Regions from separate parts of the Homo sapiens genome. Here all the other regions are linked to region 2. The links are chromatin contacts, found by Hi-C or POLR2A ChIA-PET in ENCODE. All regions are on one chromosome and are shown on one strand. Each heading gives the region's core, a stretch centred on a gene start or an enhancer-like site at or near the end of the contact. The rest is flanking DNA. Distances are from core to core; before and after follow the strand shown.

Region 1 (4,384 bases), core at 1,755-4,254, 420 kb before region 2:
GTAGACCCTGACTTCAACCTCCCCACAGTGCAAAGAAGCAGATGCCCAGAAAATGTTTACACATCCAGATCTGGGATCCAGAAAAGGGAGCAGTCAGCCACATCACCCTTCACCTGAATTTTGCCGTAGCATTACTGTTGATTCCACGCCTATAATGTACCCTTTGCTAGTCCACCCTCCATGTTATCTCAAGAGTGAGTTCTCTAAAAGCACAAAGCTTAAATTCAACCTGACTTTCCATTAAAAGTGGACAGGACTGTTCAGAATCTGCTCCCTCCTCCCTGTACTCTGATGTTCTTCACCTTCCCCTATGACCTCTGTCCCTGCCTGCAGCTCCAGGAATCTGGAATTGTCCTGGCTGTGGGCACTGCTGACTGCCCACCCTGTACTGCTCTCCTGCTCTCTCCTCATGTCCCATTACCCCCTGCCCAGCTCTTGGGAGGAAGGCGGCTTGTCCTCCTTCTCTGCACGCAGCATCCCCTGCGTAATTGACCTGGGGTGGAGAGTCAGGCTGAAGCGAAGATGACTTCCTTTCTGTCTCACTGGTGTGGATAAGAGAGCTTGTAGCGTGTTGCTGTTGGCTGCCCTGAGACAGACCACTGGGGCCACAGCCCTGGGATGAAGCTGAGGGTGAGGACAGTGAAACACATGAGGAGAAGGCAGCTGGGTCCCTGGTGGAGGCATTAAGATGCTGAATGGCACCTCACCTGGAGGCTGACTTGGACTCGAGTTACACACACTTAGCAATGGTTTTTGTTACTAGCAGCCCAAATTCAATAGATGTTGTTCATGCCTCCAATGCCTGTGCACACTCTGTTTAGACACAGGGTGAACACGTGTCCCACATGGCTGGGGACAGCACTGGTTTATGCCTATTGTTTGATTATCATTGGTAACCGCATCCCCTTTCCCTCTCCAGTGTTCCAAATCTGGACAATGGAGTAGGTGTTTCTGCTGCTGGAATGAGGCTGCACAGACATCTGCCTGGCACACTCCTAGCCAGAAGCCTAGAGCATCGCCTCCCTGAGGAGGCTTATCCAGCCTCTCTCTACACGTCCCTGCTTGCCTGAAGGGAATCCCGTACTCCTTTGTAACAGCCCCTGTCATGTGGACATGCTGGTACTGCATGCACTAGACTGCACTGAAATAACTTATATTTATTTTTATTAGATTGTGAGCTCAAGGGGAGGAACCACATGGCCACGTGTGCTCAATAGATGATTGTTAAAGACATAAATAAATCATTCAAGATATATCATTTTCATATAGTAGGTAGGGCCCTCTGAGCCACAAGGTGGCCATGTAATAATTTACAGGGGACAGAGCCTGACAGAGCCTTGGGCTCCTCCTCCAAGGTCATGGGCACTCACTGACCAGCCAAAAGCCGTCAGTGGAGGAATCTTCTGACCCTCCTCGGCTCACTCAGCAGCCTGCAGGGTCTGCCCTCAAGAACCTGGCACGGTGCTCTGGGCTCCATCTGGCCGGGGAGCTGGCAGCAGGACAACACCAACGATACCCCTAAAGGCCCCCAGCTGCTTGGCTGAGGATTTTGTGATGCCTGAGCTGGGTAAGGGCTGTCCCCTACTTCTAGAAGCCAAGGGTCATTTCAATGGACAGGGCCCCAGGGTCCCCACTTCCCATCTCAAAATGAAATGCCCCTTTATTCTTAAGCAGACATCAGGCGTCCTAGAACTGAACTCCATTTGTTATTTCTTTGTTGCTCTTTGTCCTCGTGCACAGGCCTGGGGGCTTCCTTGAATAGTTTCTCTATTGGAAAGACCTGAGTAAAGGGAGGTTGCATGGCTGTAGGTCTTCATTCTGTGTCTCCAGAGAAGGTTCCGTGCAGCCATGTGCTGCCTTCCCTCCTGGGCTGCCCTGGAAAACTTAGTTTATCAGATAGTCCCACCATCCTAGAACAGAGAGGGCAGAGGGGACCCCAGCAAAGGAGATGGCTCCTTAACAAAGAATGTGGGCATCTAGACAAGGAGAGTCAAAAAGAGTCCCCAACATCCTCCTAAAGCCAGCACCACCAATGAGAGTGACACAACCATTGGTGCTGAGAAGCACAGCTTGTGGCCCATGGCGGGGCAGCTCAGCACCCGGAGAGGCCTCCTGCCCTGCCTGCACTGTCCATGGGTCCCATATGGTCCTGGATTCTGAAAGCCCAGAAAGGCAGGAGCTGGAGATTTTGCAGAGATCTGTCAGAAGTAAAATACACCTATCAGAATAAACGCCTAGCATCATAACATGTATTCGGGAAGTTTTCTAGCATCATCTCTGCACTCCCACCTGCTGTCTCCAAACACAGATGGTCCTGGGCCCTCAGCATCACTGACTTGGACTTCTCAACCTCTGTGTATTTGCCCATCTATTTCTATCCGGCAAAACCGTACCAAAACTTTTAAACCCAGTTGAAATAACTTCTCCTACAAAGCCTGCCGTCTACGAGCTTCCAAAGTGGAAGAAATTGGGATTTATTTTTACTCCTAAAAACATTGGACCTCCTTGACTACAGATGTTAGGATCCTAGAGCAACCATGTGAGTGTGTGTATGTGCGCATATGTGTGTGTGCAAGCCCTAGCGACTGTCTGAGATCCCTTGGGGGGAGGCACTGTTTTGTCCAGATTCCCAGAAGTTTCTCTGTTTTGTGGTCCATGCTCTGAAACATTGAATGAGTTGATCACTTGCCTGAGGACTGGAAGGAGACTGCTGGTTTCAGGCAGATGAACTTGAAAATTATGAAGAATGATCTTTTTTCTCTTCTGGTTTGGCAAATAACTTTAATTCTCTAATGGAGAGCTTTAATTGGAACCTTGATTCTATATTCAGAGGTAATGGGCTTTACCAAAAATGGATTGGAGCAGTTCATAAATTTTTCCCAAAATGTTAACATACTACGGGGCCGATAGGGGTTGTTTAGCTTGGCAAAAAAAACTAGCATTAAAGATTAAAATAACAACTTCCTGGATTCCTGTGCAGGCTGCTAACTTGTCCTGGTGTCCTTGGGCCCTGAGTGGACAGTCGTGACATCATCAGTAATGACCATAAATCAGCAAGAATCCCAACCTCTTCATAGTTCTCTTGCAAGAAGTTTGAGGGAACAAACAGGCAGAGTGGGTGTCAAGGAATAATGACTGATAACAGCTAACTTCCTGAGTGCCCATGCCACCCACATCTCCTGTGAGGGCTGTGCCTCGGTGACCTCTGTAACCTCCTTCCAGCCTGCGAGTGGCTGGGTGCCTTCCCCAGGTCGTGTGGCTGAGAACATGTGACTGTACTGGATTTGAGAGTCCAGGTCCCTAACTGCTTTGCTGCACCTTCTCAATTAGAAATAACCTGCAGAGGTTCCAGAACAGAGAGCTTGGCTGAGGCAGAGAGGCGTACTCTGAAGGTTCGGATCTCGTGTTCTTCACTCCAGGCCAGGGACCATCGTGCCCCAGACACAGTGAGGCTGGGCTCTGGAATAGGTCTAGACTGGGTCTGGATCCAGCTCTGTGGAGGGACAGGGTACCTCTGGGCTTGTTGTTCATGCCCTCAATGCGTTGGTGTCTTCATCTGTAGAATGGGGTCTTTATGACATTTAAGGGAGACACTTCATGTGCAGGGCTCAGCACGAAATCTGGGCTTGCGGCGAGACGGAAAAGGAGAATGGGGAGGAGGAGGAAAGGCAATCGTGGCTGCGGGTGTTGGCAGGGCAGGGGGCAGAGTCTGTCTGTCCTCTTGAAATTGCTCCCATTTCTGTGGTCCTAAGAATGTTCAAAGAAAGAAAAATAAGTATTTGCAGACAGGCCCTCAGGAATCTGCTCCCCATGACTTTCTAGTGGCTGCCCTGTCTTTCAGCGCCTTTGGAGCCTGGTGCCCAATTGCTGCTTCTCCTTCACTCTTCCCCTTCTGCCCGCCCTTGCCATCTCTGGGATTGTGGGCTGGCCACTCAGCTGGGTGCCAGGGCTGGTGCTTGGGTTTGTGTGGGGGCCCCAGCACCAGTACTGCACAAATGCAGCCGGGCAACAAGTACTCTGTCCCCTCTCCTGCAGCTCCGCTGAGTGTTATACCCCAGCCCAGGACCATCAGAGGGTGGGACCCTCTGGACCACTCCCTTAAGAGTGACCTGCTGGCTATGGGACATCGGGGCCAGGCCTACCTTCCCGCAAAGTCACAGGGATGTTTCCCACAACTGAGAGGGTTTGGAGCTCTTCCACCCAGCAATCCCTTTGACCTGGAAACCAGGGGGAGAGATTTATGGATCTCCAAGTTAATGAAGCTCAAACACCAGCTGCCTGGGCTTCAGTGGAAGGCATGGCCCTTCGTTCACTTTCTCCATAGCTCTGCCGCTTTCACAGCCAGAGCCAAGATGACCAAATTCCTTACATAACCACAACACTA
Region 2 (4,718 bases), core at 398-2,897:
CCAGCCCTCCGGGGAGGGGGCAGCACCATTTCCCAGAGCGGCGCACTGTGACACCTCCGCGCTCATCCCACCAATCAGTCAATAACTGCCCAAACCAGAGACCTTACAGGAACAGAAGAATATCCAGCAATAAAAACTAGAAACATGCCCCATGACTTGCGGGGGGGGGGGGGGGTCAGTGTGCAGACACAGCCTCAGGGACTTTTCATCAACGACGAACATTCCCAATTGCCTTCAGTCTGTGTCCTTAACACTTAGGCAGTCCGCCACGACCCCAGGCTGCCCAGCTTCTCCAGCCCGACTCAGCTGCGCTGGTCCTGCTCACACCAGCGCACAGTCCAAGCCAGCTAGGACGCCGGGGCCACGTCTGCACCAACCCAGCCAAGGGCTCGAGGCGCGCTGGGCCTGCACAGCCCGCGGCTGCAAGAGCACTCAGAGTGTCCTTCAACTCTTTGCAGGAAACTTCACAGCCAAGGAAGCTCAGCGGCCTGAGCCACAGGGTTTTGTTTTGTGTGTTCAGAGGCAACAGTTTATTTTGGTTTGCATCGGTGTCCTGTGACAGCGCAGCGAGTTTCTCTTCAGCGAAAGAAAAGAAAAAAGCCCTCTCCCAGTGAAACGGGACACCACGGTTCCCAGTGGCCCAGGGCCTTGGAGATTGAACTTTGCTGCAGCTCTCATTCTGGGGCAAAGCGCTTGGCCAGCTGGTGACAAAAGAGCCTGTCTGCAGGTGTGTTTGGGGAGCTGGGGAGGGGGCGTGTGAGGCTCGGAGGGTCCCTGGGCCTCTCTCAGGTGAACCCGAGAAGAGACAGGAAGACAGCGGCTGGACGCGCGCCCAGGTCCGCGTCGCTGCGGACCGCGGAGCTGTGCAGAAGCGCGGCCTGGCGGGTGGCACAAGCCCGACAGCTGCGCCGCGCAGCCCGCCCGCGCCTGGCCAAGAGCCCCGCGAGGGTGTGGGGAGAGGATCGGCTTCGCAGGGAGCGGAGGCTGCGCGGCTGCATCGGACCTCACAGCCTCAAGTCGCGGCATGAGGCGAACTTTGCAAAGCGCGCTCTCGCCATGCACCGCCCGACCTCCAGCACTGTGCGCAGCAGGACCTCGGAGCCCATTCGCCTGTGGAAACCGAGCCCGCAGCGGGAAGGCAGTGGGTGGAGGGTGGGCAGGCAGGGGTCTGGGGTCCGCGGCTCCCCACCCTCGCGCCTTCCCGCGCCAGTCCCGAACGCTCTCTTGGGGCGTTCCTGCCCAGTTGTCCCGGCTGACCTCGCTCTGCAGCCAGCTTGAGGTCAGGCGGTCGCTCTCTGCAGGTCACAAACCCTCGGCGCAAAAGTAGGGCTTTGAACGCGACACCGCACCAGAGCGCCCAGCTAAGCGAGCTGCCTCCACCCCCACTGTGTCGGGCGGCGCAAACTGCGGGCGCAGGCAGAGGAGCCGCGGCTCTGCGCCGGGCGGGAGCCGAAGCCCAGAGCCTCGCCAGGGCCTCCCCGCCGAGCGCACTTACCGTCGCTGAGGCAGAGCGCGGTCAGCACGAGGACCAGCACGACCACGACCTTGGCGTTCATGGCGCGGGCGGGCGGGCGGGCGGGCGGACGAGCGCGGGTCGGGGGCCGGACGCCGAGCGGGCAATGCGGCTGACGGAGAGTGAAAGTGCGGCGGTGGGAGGCGCGCGCCGGGCGCTTTAGAGGGGAGAGCCAGGCGGGGCGGGGCGGGGCGCGCGGTGAGGGGCGGGCCCGGAGCCGAGTGCTGGCCGTGGCCGGGGTCTCTGACGCGCGACTCCCTCGGCGGCACCCCCCACCCATCCCCTTCGCCCCTCCTCCGCTCCCTCTGTGCTCCCGAGGCGCAGTGCGCTCCGGCCTTTGACCTTCTCAGGCTCCGCTGGGCCCCGCACCGCTGGCCCGGTCTGCAGTGAGGTCCGCAGCCTGAGCGACGCCGGCTGGAGGGCCGCTTATTGTCCCTGTGACAGGGCCCCACTGGAGAGACTGAGGACCTTAGGCGTAAAGTGGGGCGCGCGTGGAAAGCTGCGGGACGGGGCCTTTCGATGGCGGGAACTGAATGAGAACCAATGAAAAGCAAACAAGTTAGTCCCGGGCGGAGGGCCTGCTGGCGGTGGCGGCCCAAGGCAGCCGAGGGGGTCCTGCTTTCTGTGCGTGGGGGCTCAAGCTCGCCACCTGCCCGGCTTGCGGCGCAGCCGCCGGCAGAGCTCGATCTGCGGGAATGAGACCCGTCTTTGCAGTCAGCGTGGCTCGGACTCCAAGCCCACGGCGCCACCAGCCGAGCCTCAGTTTCCTCGCCTGTACAAACAAAGCAGAAGGCGCCGGCGGCTCTCAGTAAAAGCGAATGTAGCCTTTGTACTTCCGACCTCTCAATGGTGAAATGAGCTAATCACAGGCCCACCCCGCGGAGTGGGACGGGAGATTCAATGAGACCCGCCCCACGCCGCGAAATTCTCTGCATCGTGTCTGACAAGCAGACAGTACTCAATAAATGGTAGCTGTAAGTAAGTCCTTTAAACCTAAGTACTTACTGCCTTACCCAAGAAAAGCTCCGTGCGACCCAAAGAGCTGAGAACTCCCCCACCCCGACCTCCGACTCCTAGGACAGTACTACTGGCGTCTGCCTTCTGGGTCCAGAAAACTCTTCCCACGGAGCCGTCCCTCGGCGGTGCTTAGCCCTCCGGATACCCCCGAGACATCCCAGATGGCCCCAGTCCGGTGGCGAAGGGAGGGTGCAGGTCGGCACCCAGGAGACGTGGGGGTGAGGAGAGCGCCCCTTTGGGCCTCGCTTTGTGACCGCAGGCTGCCCCAGCCACCTCTCTGTGTCCTTCCCAGCACAGCGTCCAGCGAAGTGGGGTCAGTCGCCGCGTCCATCCAGGGGCCTGCCCTGGGGACACGTCCCTGTCCCTGGGGAGTCCTGGCCGTCGGGGAGTGGGCGGTCAGCGGCTGCATTAGGCGGGAGCGGTCAACAGGAGGCTGCGAGGGCTCCGGAACTCCGCTGGTGGGAGTAGGTGTCTTCTGTGCATTTTTTTTCCAAAACCACTTTGGCCGTTAGATGGCTGTGGGCCGGCACTCCATCCATCCATCCATCCATCCATCCACCCACCCACCCACCCACCCACCCACCCTGGGCACTGGGCTTGGAGCCGGGAACCCCACTGACTTGGCCCTGCTCTTAAAGAACTGAAGGCAGTGAGGTCCAGTGAAGAAGGCAGCCGTCGGGCGTCCCCAGGCCTTTGCTGGGCTGGGCCGGGGAGCCTGGCCGCTCACCGGCCGCAGCGCTGGGGCTCCGGCGCCCTCTGGTGGCGGCGCCTCCCTCCCCGCTCCCAGAGCTCTGGCCAGCTCCATTCCTGCGCAGCTGATGAAACCCGGGAGGGCGAAGGGGTCCGCGGGAAATCTACACCCGGGTGGAGGGGCGCCCTGGAGCTCGGAGATCCGACCCTGCGGGAGCCGCGCGCAGCCTCGCTTGCCCTTAAATCTGGCCAAAGCAAACGCCATCGCCTCTCGCTTCTTCTTCTTCTTTTTTTCTTTGCCACAAAATCAGGTGGGCAGCTGGACCTAGGATCTGTCCCAGAAGCCTGAAAGGCCCGCGTGGGCTGAGTCGAGGGCGAACCAGGGATTCAGGCCTGGCCGCTGCCCCTCCCGCAGGCGCCCTGAGGCCCCAGAACAGAAGCTACTGTGGCACCCATGGGGCCATCCCTTCCGCTAGTCGTTCGTTAAATACTTACTGAGCACCCACTATGTGCTAGACCTGGGCTACATGTTTGAAGTAGTTTAGAAAAGGCACTAAACGTTTAGAAGCACATGGCGCTAAGCATAAGTAATTACGCATAAAATACTTAGAAGGCCATTAAATGCTAGGGGAAGATGGAGCAGAGGAAAGTGGGGTGGGAGTTAGGATTTTAAATAGGGTGGCCAAGGATCCATATTTTAGGTACAAGCCTCACAATTTTACAATTGGCGATTGAAATTTAAAACCCTGGCCGGGCACGGTGGCTCATGCCTGTAATCCCAGCACTTTGGAAGGCCGAGGCGGGCGGATCACGAGGTCAGGAGTTCGAGACCATCCTGGCTAACACGGTGAAACCCCGTCTCTACTAAAAATACAAAAAAATTAGCCGGCCGTGGTGGCGGGCGCCTGTAGTCCCAGCTACTCGGGAGGCTGAGGCAGGAAAATGGCGTGAACCCGGGAGGCGGAGCTTGCAGTGAGCCGAGATGGCGCCACTGCACTCCAGCCTGGGTGACAAAGCGAGACTCCGTCTCAAAAATAAATAAATAAACAAATATGTAAATAAATAAATAAATATGTAAATATGTAAATAAAATAAAATAAAACCCTGTACACTCTGGGGGCCTCCGCACCGCCTGCACAGGCAGGCGGCCATCAGACCAGGCCATTTTGACATGTCTCCAGCTCACTCGGCCACAGGGGTACCTCTCAAATTCGGGTCAGCGAAGTTCCCCACCCCTTTCCCTGTGTCCTTTGCTTATGCTTATGCTCAAAAGGCTCCACCTTTCTTTCTCTGCCTGGGGACTCTTACTCCCCATAGAGCCCCACCTTCTCCTGAAGTCTTCAGACTCTGTGCCGCTCTACCAGGTAATGCAGGGCACAGCGGCTCCTCAGGGATGCCTTGTTAAGCACAGTTCAAGGTGGGAGGCAGGGGTCTGGCTGCTGAGTTAAAGGCAGGGCATCTCCTGAGCTGGCATGTGTGCTATGGTCTCTAGACCCCT
Region 3 (4,483 bases), core at 948-3,447, 370 kb before region 2:
GGTCTCTCTCTGCCTCTCCAGCCCCACCTGTCCCCGGCACCCAGGCTGTGTCCTGGGGCTCTGCGCTCTGGCCACCCTCACAGTGACTGTCCAGGTAGGGTTTAGTGGCAGGCCCAGAGAAGGAGAATGGCAAACAGAAATGCCTCCTCAGTGTCCTGTGTGCTGTCTGTCTCCCCTGCTCTGGCCCACAGTCTCCCTGGGGCCAGGAAAGCACCCGCCATGCTCATCACTGTCCAGTGCCAGATGAAGTGCCTTGTAGGACAGTCTCAGGCATCCCTACTGGCCCGACCACCACTGACCAACCACCCACAGGCGTGCCCACTGTGCCTGCCAAGAAGTGTGCACACATTATCTCATGAGCCCTCTTAAAAATCCTCTGAAGAAAACTTTGTTCTTATTTCCATTTACTAATGAGGAAACAGGCTCAGAGCAACTGAGGAAGTGGCTCCTCAGCCTCGCTGATCAGCAGAATCACCCTGAAGCTTTTGGAATACAGATTTCTGAGTTTCTTTCCAGACTTCCTAAATCAACATTTCTAGAGTCAAAATATCTGTAATTTCCAAGAGTTCACCAGGAGCTTCTGATATCAGTGGAGTTTGGGGCTAAATTAATTATCCAGCCCCCAAAGCTAGTAGGAGAGAAAGGCATGATTTACACCTGGGCGTAGCTGGCTCTAGGACCTCTGTCCTCCTGCTACAGAAACCAGGGAGTGACAGCCTCTCCTCCTGTTCTTGGAGAAGTGGAGCCTCAGGGAGCATCTGGCCATACAGCAATTAGCTGCAAGGCAGACATTAGAAGCCACATCCTTGACCCTGGTCTGTGGCATATCCCATTCTCTGGCTGCCTCAATGCGTTTATATCCCAGGCACACGGAGAATATTGGCTGCTCTGGAAGCCAGAATTTGATGGATGACTAGAATGTAATATTACAGAAATGAGTTTTAGAGGCTGGTCATTTTCAAATGAGGTAACAGGTCTGAATGTGGCACAAGTGAGCAGAAGTGTATGCAGAGCACCTGCTTTGTGGCCTGGGAGTGGCCCTGCCCACCTTCCCTTCTCAGCTTTCCCTGGGCATCGACGTGGTACCAGGGCCTCGGCTGGGGACTGGGGTTCACAGGTGAGGAGAGCACCCTAGTTTCTCTGCAGAAGTGAATGGCCCAGCCCCTCTCTGGCATACCATAGCAGGCAGTCAGGATGGCCTGCGGGAGGAGACAGGAAGTGCAGTGGATGGCATCTGAGCCTGCTGACCAGGAGTGACCAGAAGGTGCCAGCCATGCAAGAATCTCAGGGGGTAGGGGTGGGGAGTGGTGGTGCAGAAAAGCTCCTGCAGGCATGTGAGCCTGCTGCTTCCTGCATTGGAAAGGGCCAGTTTCACTGGAGCAAAGGGGGTATGAAAGAGAGAAATGTTGGATGAGACATAAAAGTCACTTGTACCCACTTTTGGAGATTTTTTTTACTGCTTGAGTGGTCAAAAACATTCTTGACTGTTTGCATTTTTTTCACTTTGTTGTTTGTTTTTGCTTCTGCCTGCCTGGTGTCCACCTCATCTTCTGGTAACAGCTCCCTAATTTTGTGCTGGAGGCCCTTTCTCCATAGGGTAGCTTTCTAGTGGGGCTGTCAACCAAGTTGTCCTAACCTGCTCCCATCTTTGCTGACCAATAAGTCAGGATGGGACCAAGCCAGGTCAATCCACTGTTCTCTCCTTGGAATTTTTGTCTGAGAGGAGAAACTGGAAGTGCGATTGCCCTGGGCTTCCGTTCGCCCCAGTAACTGCACCCCAAAGGCAGAGGCCATCATCAATTCAAGTCCTCCACATCCCTGAACTATCCTGAGTCCTGAGTCTTGTCGTTTTGGAAGTCTGGTCCTTCTATTTCTATTTTTTGAATCTCTCATAGCCTTTCAATTAAAAATGCTTTTGCTTTCATAAGCCATGGTTGTTTTCTGTTGCTAGCCACCAAAATAGAAACAAAAGCAAAAACAACCGAGAGATCCACAGGGCTAGAGAATACACTCCTAATTCTGAGAATGCTTTGGTGCAGTGGAGAAGCTTACCCCTGGAGAACTGCCTGTTGTTTGCTCTATGCTTTGGGAAATAATCTGGCAGCAGTAAAGAAATGGATAAAAATAGAGAAAACTGAAAAGTCAATGTCAGTCCATTGCAAAACCAACTTGAACTGTGACTATGTGCCAGGCCCTGAGTTAGCCACAGAGAATTCAGAAATAGAGCAGGGCCCTCCCACCCTTTACTTCCCCTTTCCCTAAAGAACTCACTTATTTTGTAGGGAATATAATTAAAGGACTACTCTCTGACTCACCCAGGCAGAGCTAGCACTGCTATGCTTAGCTTCAAAGATCTTTCTAAGTCACTTTCCTATGTAGTTAATCCCATTGTCCCATAACTTTGGTTGTGTTTATCTGCCTCCCTCAGTAGTCTCTGAGCTCCACAAAGGCAACTTTTATGTTTACTGGCTTATTCTTACCTTTTATATCCCTCATGCCTAGCTTGGAGCTTGACTCATGGGTTAACAGATGACTATTGAGTGAATGGATGAGAGGATGTATGGGACATCCAAGCTAAAAGGAAAAGGACTGGACAGGAAACTTGTAATGAATCAAGGCACAAGGCAGGCTTCCAGGTGTGGAGTAAGGTGTCGAGGCATCAGGAACAGTGTTCAGCTTCAGCGTGGCATCCTGTTCTGCCCTGGGCCATGCCTCTGCACAGCCTGGCCCTTCTCTCCTTCCTCTCCAGTTTGGATTTGTTTTCTCCAGACTTTGGATTTTGCCAAAGATATCTCTCTTCTCAGATGACCCCTAGCTTTGGGTTTCCCAAGTCTCCCCTGGAAGGCTCTGGCTTCTGTGCTCTGTGCTCGCTCTTCCTCTCAGTCCCTCCCTGCAGGCAGTGATGCCCTTCTGCTGACTTCAGCCTGGCCCAGGGTCAAGCCCGGTGGACCTGGAGACACATGATTGCCTATGTAGAAAATCTGACGGAACCTACAAAAAAGCTAGCAGAACTAATAAGTGAATTTAGTAAGATTGCAAGACAAAAATCAAATACAAAAATCAATTTTATTTTAATATGCTATAGTAACAACCCCCCAAAAACTAACATTAAAAACAGTATTATTTAGAATAGCACTAAATATGAAATACTTAGAGATAAATCTGACAAAACATGTGAAAGACCTCAACCTACACCAATAACAAAATACGTTGTTGAGAAAAATTAAATAAAACCTAAATAAGTAGAGAGCAATATGTTGTTTGTGAGTTAGAAGATGCAACGTTATTAAGATGTAATTCTCCCTGAATTAACAGAGTCAATAGGATCCCAATCAAAATGTCAGCAGACTTTTTTTAAGAGAAAAATTGTAAGTTAATTCTAAAATTCAAAAGACCTAGAGTAAAATTTAAAAGACCTATAGTAGCCAAAACAGCTTAAAAAAAAAAAAAAAAAAAAACAAAGAACAAAGTTGGAAGACCAACACTACCTGATTTAAGGACTTATTATAAAGCTACAGTAATCAAGATAGTGTAGTATAGGCATTAAGATAAACAAAAAGATCAATGGAACAAAACAAAGAGTCAAGAAGTAAACATAGTTATATGGGATATTGATTTGCAAGAAAAATGCAGAAGCATTTCAGTGGAGAAAGGATAAGTCTTTTCAACAAAAGACTGTAACAATGGACACATCCATGCAAAATAAAATGAACTTTTAACTTATGTCTTGTATCATATACAAAAGCTTAACTCAAATGGATCATAGACTTAAATGTGAAATCAAAAGCTATAAATCTTCTAGTAGAAAACGGAGGAGAAAATCTTCATGCTCTTGAGTAAGGCAAAGATTTTTTCAAGATACTATACCAAAAGCTCAATCTATAAAATAAAAATGAAATGGGTACATTGAACTCATTAAATTAAAACTTCTGCTCTTCATTGTTGATGGAATGAAGACAGACCACAATCTGGGAGAAAATATTTGCAAATAAAATATCCAAAAAAAGACTTAATATCCTAAATAGGTAAAGAGCTCTCAAAACTCAATAATAAGGAAAAACAACTAAATGTGCAAAAGATGTGAACAGACATCTCACCACAGAAGGCATAAATATGCAAATAAGCACATGGAAATATGCTCAGCTTTTCAGGAAAATGTAAATGAAACCCACAAAGATACCACTACACAGCTATTTGAGTGACTAAAATGAAAAAGACAGCATACCAAGTGTTGACAGGAATGTGGAGAAACTGGAACTCTTCTACACATTGGAAAATGGTTTGCTAGGCTCCTAAAAAAGTTAAATATATGCCTGTAACATAATCCATCCGTTCCACTCCTGTATATTTATCTAACATAAATGAAAGCATATATCCATACAAAGATTTATACATCAATGTTCACAGCAGCTTTATTTGTAGTAGCCCAAACTGGAAACAATCTAAATGCCCACTGGTAGATTAACGGATAAACAATCTGTGG

What was found. A loop is a pair of places that touch in the nucleus more often than their neighbours do. ChIA-PET counts read pairs that join two places held with the same protein, here RNA polymerase II (POLR2A). Pooled maps may share reads with other maps.
Region 1: a loop to region 2 is called in a map of Right ventricle myocardium inferior, with 2.2 times the contacts of the local background. The contact joins the enhancer-like site here to the promoter of CXCL12 in region 2. A Hi-C loop is called at or near these places in 1 of 168 maps with a recorded cell type or tissue (Right ventricle myocardium inferior) and 6 of 50 pooled maps.
Region 3: a loop to region 2 is called in a pooled map, with 2.4 times the contacts of the local background. The contact joins the enhancer-like site here to the promoter of CXCL12 in region 2. A Hi-C loop is called at or near these places in 2 of 168 maps with a recorded cell type or tissue (CD8-positive, alpha-beta T cell and heart right ventricle), 1 of 37 single-sample maps with no recorded cell type and 1 of 50 pooled maps. POLR2A ChIA-PET finds 5 or more read pairs at or near these places in 1 of 52 experiments (activated CD4-positive, alpha-beta T cell).

What each region holds. Positions count from the first base shown.
Region 1 is chr10:43,958,592-43,962,975 of GRCh38, forward strand. All of the region lies in intron 4 of LINC00841 (long intergenic non-protein coding RNA 841), which reads left to right. Among named protein-coding and RNA genes, the nearest start is that of LINC02659, 48 kb to the left of the region's middle. Within about 2 kb of position 3,005, at least 6 of the 41 ENCODE cell types and tissues checked have a DNase peak (open chromatin) inside an H3K27ac peak, as active enhancers do.
Region 2 is chr10:44,383,450-44,388,167 of GRCh38, forward strand. CXCL12 (C-X-C motif chemokine ligand 12) reads right to left here and starts at 1,648. Exons shown (of 3, transcript NM_199168.4): 1 at 1,496-1,648. The coding sequence starts at 1,556. RefSeq lists enhancers at 1-591, 592-1,283 and a silencer at 3,177-3,386.
Region 3 is chr10:44,015,079-44,019,561 of GRCh38, forward strand. No RefSeq gene overlaps it. Among named protein-coding and RNA genes, the nearest start is that of LINC02659, 100 kb to the left of the region's middle. RefSeq lists an enhancer at 113-612. Within about 2 kb of position 2,198, at least 2 of the 41 ENCODE cell types and tissues checked have a DNase peak (open chromatin) inside an H3K27ac peak, as active enhancers do.